Regions from separate parts of the Homo sapiens genome. Here region 1 is linked to region 2. A link is a contact called in ENCODE Hi-C or POLR2A ChIA-PET data. All regions are on one chromosome and are shown on one strand. The core of a region is the stretch at or near the end of the contact, and the rest is flanking DNA. Distances in the headings are between cores, read along the strand shown.

Evidence for each region. Hi-C counts contacts between places; a loop is a spot of excess contacts on that map. ChIA-PET counts read pairs that join two places held with the same protein, here RNA polymerase II (POLR2A). Pooled maps may share reads with other maps.
Region 1: a loop to region 2 is called in a map of naive thymus-derived CD4-positive, alpha-beta T cell, with 6 times the contacts of the local background. The contact joins the promoter of FUBP1 here to the promoter of TYW3 in region 2. A Hi-C loop is called at or near these places in 1 of 168 maps with a recorded cell type or tissue (naive thymus-derived CD4-positive, alpha-beta T cell), 3 of 37 single-sample maps with no recorded cell type and 10 of 50 pooled maps. POLR2A ChIA-PET finds 5 or more read pairs at or near these places in 3 of 52 experiments (CD4-positive, alpha-beta T cell, CD8-positive, alpha-beta T cell and naive thymus-derived CD4-positive, alpha-beta T cell).

Annotation. Positions count from the first base shown.
Region 1 is chr1:77,973,098-77,980,511 of GRCh38, reverse strand. FUBP1 (far upstream element binding protein 1) reads left to right here and starts at 1,440. Exons shown (of 20, transcript NM_003902.5): 1 at 1,440-1,627. The coding sequence starts at 1,508. It also overlaps a transcript of DNAJB4 not described here. RefSeq lists enhancers at 967-1,026, 1,037-1,186, 1,497-1,626, 1,637-1,696, 1,707-1,756 and 1 more.
Region 2 is chr1:74,729,979-74,736,139 of GRCh38, reverse strand. It overlaps TYW3 (tRNA-yW synthesizing protein 3 homolog), which reads right to left and starts at 2,988. Exons shown (of 6, transcript NM_138467.3): 1 at 2,722-2,988. The coding sequence starts at 2,895. It overlaps CRYZ (crystallin zeta), which reads left to right and starts at 3,090. Exons shown (of 9, transcript NM_001889.4): 1 at 3,090-3,184. RefSeq lists enhancers at 2,374-2,473, 2,854-3,143, 2,698-3,408, 4,004-4,293.

The sequences.
Region 1 (7,414 bases), core at 191-2,690, 3.2 Mb before region 2:
TTCTAAAGTATCCTCACGATTCCTGGAGCTTACTACTATTAACACAGTAAATTACATGCCACGATATGTTGGAGAAGGTCTGAAGAAATGTCTGGCATTACTTGGTAACTGAAGTACATAACATAAAATACCAATTTACACACACACACACACACACACACACACACACACATATATATATATATATACCTAGTCCTGTGATGACAATTCAGAATATGATCTTACATTTGAGTACCCACAGGATGGGGTGGGAGAAACTACGCCTAAGAAGCTACAAAATCTATTTTGGTCAAGAAACAATGCTGTTCTTAACTTAAGAGACCTTAACAGGCCGGGCGCAGTGCCTCGCGCCTATAATCCTAGCATTCTGGGAGGCCGAGGCGGGTGGATCACGAGGTCACGAGATCGAGACCATCCTGGCTAACACGGTGAAACCCCGTCTCTACTACAAACGCAAAAAATTAGCCCAGACGTGGTGGCAGGCGCCTGTTGTCCCAGCTACTCGGGAGGCTGAGGCAGGAGAATCGCTTGAACCCAGGAGGCGGAGGATGCAGTGAGCCGAGACCGCGCCACTGCACTCCAGCCTGGGTAACAGAGCGAGACTCTCAAAACAAACAAACAAACAAAAAAAAACCCTTAATAAAAATGGCCATGGACACATACATATACTAGGTTATTAAATCTGGCTAACACTGAACTTTAAGAACAATCACGTTTTTGGATAAAGAAAAGGGCAGTCATACTTTTAGAGCCTCATCCACATTATTTTAAACAAAAAACTTAAAATATGGTCGAGAACTAACAGGCTTCCAGCCTGAATTCAACACCCACCCTCGTGATAAAACTAAAAAATCGGACAGTCTGTAAGTAAAATACAGGGACACTTTACTACCCTGAAAATCATGCTGGGTTCCCGCTACGCCGGGCAGACGTTTTCAGGAGCATCACCGCGCGGCGTCTCGGACGCACTTCTCCTGGCGCCCTCCGGGCGGCAGCGCTCTCGAGACACTGTTGCTTCGCCGTCACGCCCGTCGTTGTCACGCCCTTCCCCGCGGACACCGAGAATGACCCATAGCGGAAAATTCTACCGCACTACCTCCCTGAGGCAGCGACCGGTAAGAAACAACCTTTTCTTCAGGCTTCCCACCACCCAAACACAGTCGCAGTCAACTGGCCACTATCACCCACCACCCTGCAGGAACAATTACCCAGCCTCACCCCAAGAACGCGCGGAGAGGAGGTGCCAAAAGAAATTCTGTTCTCGCGAAGTCTTAAACTTAATCCTCGCGACGTCTCTGTTCCTGTCGTTCTTTCTCAGCCCTAACCCACACCAGCGCGTTGCCTCGGAAACATCGCGAGATTTTGTTCCTTCAGTCTCCGCCCCTTTACGGCACGATGGTCGCGCAAGAATGTAATAGAGCTTCGACGGCCGCCATTTTCTTTCTTTCTTAGCTGTTAGCTGAGAGGAAGTCTCTGAACAGGCGGCAGCGGCTCTTATAGTGCAACCATGGCAGACTATTCAACAGTGCCTCCCCCCTCTTCTGGCTCAGCTGGTGGCGGTGGTGGCGGCGGTGGTGGTGGAGGAGTTAACGACGCTTTCAAAGATGCACTGCAGAGAGCCCGGCAGGTAAGTGTGGACCGCGCGGCGGAATCCCGAAAGCTCACGGTAATTGGCCGCTGACTGAGTAGGCCGCTACCCTTAAGCGCATGAGGAAGAGGAAAGAGGTGTTCTTCCGGGCTGAAATGTGAAGAGACACGTTTCCCCATGTTGGTAATAACGATTAGAGACCAGAACCCAGTTTTGTGTTCTTGGTGCCTAATCCACTTAGAACCCCGACGCGTGCTACGCAAAGAAGGCCTGAAGTCTTTCTCCCGCTTCTGCGGCACTCGCGTGTCTCCAGTGAGCTAGTTTAGATAAAGATCCTCTTCCAGGGGATAAAGCGCAGTTAGTTTCACACAATTTAATGGAAGGTTCTGGTAATGAGTTTGGGAAAGAACTAGGGTCTGTCCTGGAGCCATAGCAAGGGAAGGGATTTATCATTAAAGTAGCCTTTACAGCTCATTTCCGTTCTCTCTCGCAATTAAAACCGCTTTCAGTACCATTCACCGTCACACCTCTACAAGGAAGGGACTTGAAAGCAGCCTTTTTCTGGGCGGGATTTACGTGTCAGTCTGTTCCACCAGTCCGCCCCCCTTATTTCTCAAAATGGCCTCAGGCCCATTATACCAGAGGTTTCAATTTGAATCTGCCTCTCAGTTCAGAGTCGTAAACTGACCAGACCTCTTTGTATTACGTAGTGCGTGCATTTGCCCTGAAGGCACCACTTTCCCAGACGAAAGCTGTTAAAATAGTGCGTGTATTCCAGGAAAATAAAAGATACCTTAATTTGAACTTTACATTCTTAGATAGTCCCCTAATATATTTAACATTTCAAAATGTATGGTGTTGGTATAGATTTGCATGTAAGCAAAAGAATCCTATTCTCTGTGACACTATGCATATTGTACTAGGTGCTGGGCATTTTTTACTAGTTTTAAGCTAATGATAATTAGAAACCAGTGTTGTGCTGTGTTTTCGTTGCATTAGGAGTTCACTTAGTTAACTTTTTACCGGGACAGTTGAAGGAACATTGAGTCAAAATTAGAATTCATAAAATCCGTTGTAACACATCTAATGTGAACGCATTATAAACATGTACCTGTACTTTTTTATAACCAGAAATACTAGGAGTAGTCAACAAAAGGTCATCATTAATATTAGTTCTGCGGTTTTTTCCACGTAATTTAAGAAATTCTGAACATGTTTAGCAACAAGCATATAACTATGACAAACACTCTTAGCGTGTTTTATTAGATTGATTTGTAAAACTTAAGGGAACTATTTTATTTACTGGAACCAACTATTTTATTTTACCAGAACCAGCACATTGGATTAATTGGTATCGCACACTGTAGGTAGATACTGGAGTTTTGTTTTGTTTTGTTTGAGACGGAGTCTCCCTCTGTCGCCCAGACTGGAGTGCAGTGGTGCGATCTCGTCCCACTGCAACCTCTGCCTCCCGGCTTCAAGCAATTCTCCTGCCTCAGCCTCCCGAGTAGCTGGGATTACAGGCGCCCGCCACCATGCCCGGCTAATTTTTTGTGTTTTTTTTGTTTGTTTGTTTGTTTTCAGTAGAGACAGGGTTTCACCATGCTGGCCAGGCTGGTCTCGAACTCCTGACCTCGTGATCCGCCCGTCTTGGCCTCCCAAAGCTGGGATTACAGGCGTGAGCCGCTGCGCCCGGCCTTGTTTTTTTTCGTTTGTTTGTTTTAATGCATGAATTGTTTCCTACTAAGAAGCTATGATATAGTTCCTTGACCAAATGCAGATGAACAGGATTATCTGATTAATACTTTAACGAGAGCAGACAAAATATGGATATTTAATTCATCCACTTGCTTTATAAGTGTTTATAGAGTTTGTTAGGAGGGGATGCCCAATTTCCTAAGTAAAGGTGATATATGAGCAAGACATTATAAAATGAAAGAGAGTTTGGCCAGTGAAGAAAAGAAGCAGCATGCGCAGAGGTGTGGGGACTTGAGGGAATGGCAAGGACCCAGAAGTGAAGTCGCTAGAAGATGGGGGTGGGAGGACGTGAAACGAGGCAAGGAAAGGTACAAGCGGATCCAGATACTGGAAGACCTTGTGTTGCAATGCTTTAATTAAAAATTGGATTTCAGGCCGGGTACGGTGGCTCACGCCTGTAGTCCCAGCACTTTGGGAGGCTGAGGCAGGCAGATCACTTGAAGTCGGAGTTTAAGACCAGCCTGGCCAACATGGTGAAACCCCATCTTTACAAAAAATACAAAAAGTAGCCGGGCTTGGTGGCCTGTGCCTGTAGTCCTAGCTACTTGGGAGGCTGAGGCACAAGAACCGCTTCAACCTGGGAAGTGGAGGTTGCAGTGAGTGGAGATCACGCTGCTGCACTCCAGCCTGGTCATAGAGCGAGACCCTGTCTCAAAAAAAAAAAAATTGGATTTTATTATTAGGCTAAGCCATAATTTCTTTATACTTCTTAAAATATAGAAATTGTTGGCAAATTGTGAAATTTATTGTTGTATAATGCTAATAGATCAGTTGTCCTGATGTCTTTGCTGTAATGATTTCTTTATAAAAATGATCTTAAATCTGAGCTCCCTAACTTTAGTTTTTGCCTGGAATTACCCATTACATTTGATGATATCTCTAAATGTCAGTTGTAGCTGTTACTCTGATGATATAAGTGGAATATACAGAAGCGTACTTAGACAAAAGTTAGGTTAATATCTGAACTACTTCCTCCTTGTGTATTTAAGAGAATATTGACTTAAGTTTCTAGAATCCTCAACTAATCCTAAGTTTATTTTCTTTGTCTAGAATACTATGCTGTTTTTGTTTTTGGAAGGAAGAGATATAGGCATAGTTTCCTGCTCTCAAGGAGCTTCAAAGGCTGTACCAGTGGGGATGCCATTGGTATTTTTAGCTGGATAGTTGTTATTCAGAAAAGCAGGACAAGTAATTATGATTCCTGGTCCGTACCTGGTAATGCCAGTAATGTTAACTCTAGCTGGTTGTTGACATCTGGTCATTTAGTTGCCAATCTTCTTTTTTTTTTTCTGGCTTTTATGTGAAATTTTTAGATTTTTATAATATCCTGAGCTAAATTCAACACAGGGACACCAGATTGCTGCTTTAGTTCAGGGTTTCCAGCCTGTGCACTTAAGAAATTTATTTTTGTGTATATCAAGCTGTAACTCCAGAGATTGGGATTGTTTGATTGGGTCTTTAGCAGTGGTACTAATAGCAACTTCTGTCTCTAGAACATTGGAAAATTAAAATGTGTTTATCTACCGTTTTTTTCCTCGAGGTTATATGAAGGTAGAAATGAATCAGACTAGATGATTAGCTAAGCGAGACTATTAACCCTCATCCCTTCCCCTCTAGACAACTATGAAATTAGTCATTATGTATTCGATCCTTCTTGCAGTCTCTTCTCTGACAGTTATAAAAGTGATTTAGGCTGCATAATGTTGTTTGAATGAAATGAAAATATAGACTAGAGCTGTTTTTTTTTTTATTTCCATCAGTCTCTTCAGTGAAAACTAACATTTGAGCATGATTCTTTTTTTAAATCATTTTGTGACAGTTTAGCAAGGCTTGTGATAAGCAAGTTATGGTATGGTAATATTTCTAGTGTCCACGTTTCTTCACATGTCTGGTGTATGGGAACTACTAACTCCATCAGGACCTTGCCTATAGTAGGTACTCAACATTTACTGAATTAAATCAATAAACATTTTTAATGAATTACAGTACAAGTCAGACCTCTGTATCTGTGGGCTCTGCATCTGCAAATTCAGCCAACCATGGATCAGAAATATTAGAAAAATGGAAGAACAGTCCAGCAATACAAGTAATATGAATAAAAACAATACAACAACTATGTACATTGTATCAGGTATTATAAGTAATTTAGAGATGCTTTAAGTATACTGAAGGATTTGCGTAGGTTATATGCAGATACTGTACCATTTTATATAAGGAACTTGAGCATCTGTGGATTTTGGTATTTGCATGGTTCCTGGAACCAATCCCCCAGGGATACTGAGGGACTATAGTTGATCATACCACCTGATTTTAGAGATTTTCTGAGTCTCAGAAGTTAATTAAGTAAACTACAATAGTCTGTTCTTAACCTCGGAGGATACATTCCAAGAACCTCAGTGAATATCTGAAACCACAGATAGTATTGAATCCAATATATACACGGTAATATTTTTTCCTATACATATGTATCTATAAAGTTTAAATTCTAAATCAGACACAGTATTAACGATAATAATAAATTAGTGCAAGACTGGGCATAGTGGTTCACACCTATAATCTTAACACTTTAACTATGACGTTGTCTTTGAAAAGAAATCAGCTAGCCAAGGTGGCTCATGGCTGTAATCCTAGTGTTTTGAGAAGCTAAGTCAGGAAGATTGCTTGAGCCCAGGAGTCTGAGACCACCCTAGGCAACATGGTGAAACCCTGTTTCTATAAAAAATACCAAAAAATAGGCTGGGCGCGGTGGCTCACGCCTGTAATCTCAGCACTTTGGGAGGCTGAGGCGGGTGGATCACGAGGTCAGGAGATTGAGACCGTCCTGGCTAACACGGTGAAACCCCGTCTCTACTAAAAATACAAAAAATTAGCCGGGAGTAGTGGGCGCCTGTAGTCCCAGCTACTCAGGAGACTGAGGCAGGAGAATGGCGTGAACCCGGGAGGTGGAGCTTGCAGTGAACCGAGATCGCGCCACTGCATGCCAGCCTGGGCAACAGAGCGAGACTCCATCTCAAAAAAAAAAAAAAAAAAACCAAAAAATTAGCCAGACGTGGTGGTGCTTGCCTGTAGTACCAGCTATCCAGAAGGCTGAGGTGGGAGGATTGCTTGAACTTGGGAGGTCAAGTCTAGAATGTTGACAATGTTGGGTCCTTTATGTAGTTGCATAAGTGAGCCATGATCGTGCCACTGCACTACATCCTTGGGCAACAGCCTGACCCTGTCTCAAAATTTTAATTTAATTAAAAAAATAAAATAGAACAATTACAACAATACACTGTATTACTGGACAAGAAGGGCAAATTTAAAAAAAATTAAACCAATATGCTATAATAAGTTATATGAATGAGGGGACCCTCCCCTACCCCAGAATATCTGATTGTACTATATCATAGGTAACTGAAACCGTGAAGAGCAAAAACTGAAGATAAAGAGACTACTGTGTCTTTTAAGTTTCTTTTCAACTCCCAAATTCTTGGATTTCTCACCTCTTGGCTTCCTCAATAGAGGTGAGAAATGTTAAAGTAGTGAAAACAGGAAAAATAACTTACTCATTCAAGAAGTAGATAATGGTCCAGATGGAAAGCTTGAATTATTTTTGTAAAACTAAAATTAAATAAAGTAGCCAGGCATGGTGGCTTACGCCTGTAATCCCAGCACTTTGGGAGGCTGAGGCGGGTGGATCACTTGCGGTCAGGAGTTCAAGACCAGCCTGGCCAACAAGGTGAAACCCTGTCTATACTAAAAATACAAAAATTAGCTGAGCATGGTGGCGGGCGCCTGTAATCCCAGCTACTCGAGAGGCTGAGGCAGGAGAATCGCTTGAACTTGGGGGGCGGACATTGCAGTGAGCCCAGATCACGCCACTGCACTCTAGTCTGGGTAACATCTTGAGACTCCATCTCAAATAATAATAATAATTAAATAAAGTAAAAAGTTTCCCACACCTCATAAATGTCTAATAAAAATTGAATATGTTGAGTTCAAGTACTCTGAAAAAGGAGTTGAATATAGTTGGAGGTTGGTTTTTAGGAATTACTATTTTTCTTAAATTAACTATCCTTGTAGTCA
Region 2 (6,161 bases), core at 1,739-4,238:
CTACTACCCTTTATTGTCACCTATGCCGTTTACACATTTATAATACTTCCTTGGTCTCTAGAGGCATAAATTTGTGACCTCTGAATTAGACTTTAGATGTAGTCCTGAAGGATGGAGCTAAGACTGAAAGGTCAAAGTTTCATGAAGGCAAACATTTTAATATTAACTTAAATTGAACAAATGTTTATTTGCAAAGTTCTATTAGGTACTTTGGGTATACACAGAACCTACCCCTCAAGGACACTGGAAAGGGGATGCAGGAAACCACATGAACAGAAATCACTATACTCAAAGTAACTATAATTTATACGATGGATCCACAAGAGACTCTGCTGTCTGCCCTTGGAACCGGGAATTGCTATGCATGTCCTAAATAAATATTTTGACTTCATTGTATGACTTCGGTGATGGTGACTTACGTATCTGACATTGTGCTGGCTACTCTGAATCTTAGAGCCAAATGTATGGCCCACTTCTAGCAACTTTACAGGATCTAGTGGTGGGATTGGCAACTAATGCCATCGCTGGCTTCATCTTATCTATATTTTCTTTATCCAGATTTTCCCACTTTTTATTTTTTCTTGTGTTGCCTGTTTGTAAGTTGCCCCAAATCCTTACTGAAATAAGGCAGATTTTAAAATAAACCATAATACGAGGTGTAAGATAAGAAATAAAAGTCTAACCAGTACAGAAGCAGTCATTACTTCCAAGTAGGTAGTATGTGTTTGTGGGTTCAGGTGGGAGAGGGGAGTTTTGGGAATCATGTCTCAGATATGCAGAGATAGGAAAACATTTCAGGAAAAAAACCGCCAAAAAACATGAGCAAAAGCAAGTAAATACAAGATGAAAAGAACAGTTTAGTTTCAGTAACTAGCTAAAGATGAAGAAAAGCAATGAAAAAAAGGTTGAAAGGTATACTAGAGTAAGCATTTGGATTTTCTGATGTAGAAAAATGTGTAATAAAACATAGCATAGGTGAGAGATAAGCAGAGTTGCAATTTGTCAAACATGGTTTGGAGAAGAATAGTTAAGTGGCTTGTTAGAGAACCATTGCAAAAATCAAGGCGAGACAGAGTTATGGAAATGGGGCAAGAGAGAGTTTGTGGGCAAGAATGCCATTGCTCTGAAGGTGATGGAAGTGATTTAAAAATGAACAGGCCCTGCTAACTTGAGAGATCAGCAAATAAATGATCAGTCAATAATGGACCTAAAGAATGAGCCTAACAATGTGCTGTCTTCCATGCTCTTAAGCCAATACTACGAATAAAATCAGTACACAGCCAACTTTTACAGTGCATGGGCCAGGCACAAAGCCAAATATTTCAAAAAAAATTATCCTATTTTCTCCACACAAAATCCCTATAAAGCAGATACTTTTTATTATCCTCAGTTCATAGAACAGGAAGGGGCAGAGTTGAGATAGCTTTCCTAAGGTCACATAGCCCGTGGTTTTTAATCTAAGCAGTATCACTCCCAAGCAGCCTTATCCTCAGGGGATATGTCCCAAGACCCCCTAGTGGATGCCTGAAACCTCAGATCAATTTCTTTTTCCTTCTTCACTTCACAATTTCACTGACAAGATTCATTCTTTCCGTAGATCTTAGCAACCTCAGCATATGCTGTTTTTTCTTTCCTTAAGTCTTTCCTTAAGAACTTTCACCTTTTCACTTCAAAAAAGCACTTTAAAACTTACTGTTGGCAGATCCAAATCGCCAGCATCATTACTCCCGTACTTTGGGGCCATTATTAAGTAAAATAAGAGTTACTTGAACACAAGCACTGTGATACCACCACAGTCGATCTGATAACCCAGAAGGCTACCAAGCAGCTAAAGGGCAGCAAGAATATATAGTGGAATATTCTGGACAAAGGGATGATTCACCTTCCATTCTGGAAGGAGCTGGTTGGCTCAAGATTTTATCACGCTACTCAGAACAGCATGCAATTTAAAACTTACTAATTGTTTATTTCTGGAATTTTCATTTAATATTTTCAGACTGCTGTTGACTGGGGTAACTGAACCTGCAAATAAGGAGGTATGGCTTGTACAGCTGCTTCTTGATTTATGATGGGGTTACATCCCAATAAATCCGTCATAAGTGGAAAATGTAAGTCAAAATGCATTTACTACCCCTGTAAACCCATCATAAAGTTAAAAAAAAAAGTCTAACCATCCTAAATTATATACGATCGTACTTTTCTCTGCGTAAAACTACTAGAGTTGTAATAATGGAGGGGCTCACTAGGAGGCAGTAAACTCCTTAACACTGGTGATGTTCAAGCATGCAGTAACAATGATTTGCCAGAGCTGTTGATGAGCGGATTCCGGCATTCAATACCTTAGCAAGCTACAAAGTCTTTAGATTCCCTTAGTATTCATATAATAAAATCAAATTTTCTAAACTTTGCCACACAAGATAGTTCCCAGGTCAGCAGTTTCAACATCATTTGGGCACTTGTTAGAAATGCACAGTATCAGGCCCTACCCTACACTTAAAGAATCGGGATCTGTATTTTAAAAGATGCTCAGCTGATTAATAGCCACGTTAAACTTTTAGAAGCACTGATCTAATCCCCTAAATTTCACATATAAAGAAACAGAGACCACCCCTCAGAGGAGCAAACACAGACATGCTGGATCCGGTCGTCACTGGATGGGAACAGGGCTCCTGAAGTTTCGCACTAGAAGGCAGGCGATGGACAGGCGCAAAGGGGCCTCACCCGGTCAAGGAGTAGGATGCGGCCAGCGCAGGAGCTGGTGGTGAAAAACTGATCTCGCATGTTCAGAAACTGCACAAGCTCTACCACATCCTCGTCAACACTGCCCTTCCGGCTGAGGTCCGCTTTGCTCAAACATTGCGCCTTCCATTTCCTGAACTCCGCGCTGCGATCCATGGGTGACGGACTCAGGGTCTGCGCTCGGCTCCTTCATGGTAGCCTCGTCTCTCCCTGGGGGCAGCCATATTGAAGCGAGCGGTGGCCGAAAAGGTCCAAACTTCCTCTTCGTTCTTAATTTGGGAAATTCTAGTGCCTTCGCCTAGGGGTGGAGAGAGGCGCACATCCTGGGTGGAGCGAGGCGCACATCCTGGGTGGAGCCTGCAAAAGTTGGAGAAGGTGTGGCAGTCCTCATTTCTGTGGAATCTGAAGAAGCCCACGCAGATTTTAATTCCCACTCTAGATTCTGGTAAGTGGTTTTAAAAACTCTCCTTAGTTGTTTAGACAGCGAATCTCCCCACTGCTCGTCCAAGTGGAACCGAGTTTGATTTTGGCTGCACCCCTTTCCTGCCCTCTGTCCTCCCAGAGAACTAGTGCGTAGAGCTCCAGACCGAAGCCATTCCCCTCCAGGGGCTGCAAGTTCCCATCCATAAATCAGGTAGGAAGTTTTGCCTTCTGGTCCTGGGCTCCTAGCCCTGGTCCTGCGTTTAGGCTCTGAGTTTAGGCTACCACACCATGAGGTGTCCGTTGGCACTACCCCTGCCCAGCCTCCGCCCCCCGCACTCCCTGTCCCCCAGCCCCACGCTGCACCCCCCCCCCCCCCCCCCGCCAGTCACCCGCTTGATTTTTCCCTGCAGCCAGTGCCTGGGTTTGGGGATTCCTGCAGCAGCGCCCAGCGGTCTGTCCAGGGCCCCTTCCCACAGCCCAGCTCTCAGCTGTAGAGGATTTGTCCTAGGTAGGGCCCCTTCCCACAGCCCAGCTGTAGGGGATTTCTTCTCCTAGGTAGGGCCCCTTCGCACAGCCCAGCTGTAGGGATTTGATTTCTTCTCCTAGGTAGGGCCCCTTCCCACAGCCCACCTGTCAGCTGTAGGGGATTTCTCCTAGGTAGGGCTCCTTCCCACAGCCCAGCTGTGGGGGATTTCTTCTCCTAGGTAGTGCCCCTTCGCACAGCCCAGCTGTAGGGGATTTGATTTCTTCTCCTAGGTAGGGCCCCTTCCCACAGCCCACCTGTCAGCTGTAGGGGATTTCTCCTAGGTAGGGCTCCTTCCCACAGCCCAGCTGTAGGGGATTTCTTCTCCTAGGTAGTGCCCCTTCGCACAGCCCAGCTGTAGGGGATTTGATTTCTTCTCCTAGGTAGGGCCCCTTCCCACAGCCCAGCTGTGGGGGATTTTTTGTCTTGGATTCCCACAATTACAGGTTTCCCGGAGCTTCCTCCAGCTTTGCCATCAGGATTGCAGTCTTTGAGAGAAATGTATAGTTTTATTGACCCTGTGACGCCCACCACCTAGAATAATCTTCAAAAGAAAATTACAAAACACCCTGTTAACACATCGTTGGATGTTTATACTGAGTTTCTAGAGGAGACTCAGTGACCAGGGAAGGTGTGTCAATGATTAAACCTAAAGGCTAAAGTTTGGAATGCTTGTCCGTAGCTAATGGAAATTGTTGTGCGAGTCCCTCTGAAGCCACTGTGATTACGTGTCTGGTTAGCGCAGCGAGTTCAGCAGCAAATCTCTCCAAGCTCTACTCCTCCAGCATTAGGGAACAGACTGCCCTGTTCCATACGATCATGGAACCTGGAGGAGTCCGAAATTATTAAACTCCTCCCCTCTTCTTACCCCGTCCTATCTCAAGTGAACAGAAGTGACCTGATAAGATCACACAGCCAGGAAGAGACTTTCTCTGACCACTTGTAATTCTTGCCTTTTTTACATTTCTGGGTTAATAATAAACCATATGCTTACATGAGTCATTGTGTATTAGCAGCAGAACAATTTGTAATGATTGATTTTTTTTCTAAGTTTTCAGTTTTTAAAATTCTTGCCAGAATTCTTATTTAATTTTACTTTTGCTCTTGTCTCATAATGTTCCTTTGCTCTGGCTTTGTGACTTGATCTGTTCATCCTATGTTAAAATATACTCCTAACATTTTCCCAATTCCTTTAATTTTCGTTTAAATCAAATGGATACAAGCATAGCCAGGAAAAAGATCACTGTTGGAAGAGGGATTTTAGATTTTCTATTTCCTAGATTTGTAAGGCATATTGGCAACCTTTCAGAGGTAAAATTAAACCAAAAATTAAACCAAGGGACTCTTAATTTTTAAAAGTTTATATTTGATAAACAGGAAGGCCTATTTGAAGTATAGTTTAATTAAAAAGCACAAGCAATGGAAAGGCCTGTCCTGTTCACAAGGATCCGATGCTAGGGAGTAATTTTTTTTTATACATTTTTAAAAATAGAATCATGTCCTTTGTATTTCTGCTGCATTCCCTGACTTAGTGGGCATTTGAGAAATTTCAAACTCTAAGCAGATGCCTTAGTCATAAAATATGCGATTCTACCTGCAGGTTAGTTTGATTTCACATTTTCTAGCTCAATCTGTCTCACTATCACTATTGTAAAGTTTATTTCTACGAAGTAAAGGGTCTTATATGCCAGCATCTCAAAGGGTGAGATGAAAAGGATGGTAAAGAAAAAAATCAGCTAACACCATTTAATTACAGGACTTGGGTTCTAGCTTTGCTTCTGTGTGACCCTGACCAAGTCTCTTAACCTCTTGTGATGTTTTCTCATCCATAAAATGGATGGCGATTTTATTTTTACTTCTGCATAAAATAATAGTTTAAATAACTTCTCTACCTGTTCTGAAAACAGTTAAGTCAATGGAGGTGGAAGACTTATGCTTTTTAGAAGAAATCCGGTATTACAGGATTTTAAGTATTATCCTATTTGCCATCAGTATGCCACGTTATTTTATTCTTTGTGTAATCTCCTTTGACAGGCTTCATCGTTATGAAGCATATGATGATCCCGTGGATAGGTGAGTTCAAAGGCAATGAGTGCAGGTTGGAGCCTGATGAATCAGAATGCTAAAGGCTCAGTGGGAGATAAGATCAACAGAAGCAAAGTAGGAGATAGTGTGGTCAGGCCATGCCCCATCACTTTCAAGCCTGATAGGATAATGTAGTCAGATAGTACTGGGCAAAGCAGATGAGTCTTCCAAATCCAGTAGGATGAGTCATCTTCCTTTATTCCTTTCTCCCAACTTAGCCAATGCCAAAATGTGGGGGGGGAAAGATACAGATCCTATTTCAGAGTAATTTTACTTTTATTATTACAACAGTTTTTTTATGGTAATCATGAGATGTGAGTGAAAGAAATATGTAGGAAGTAGGTAGATATCGAAAATGGAAAAAGCAAGCATCTCATAGGCTATGTGTGTA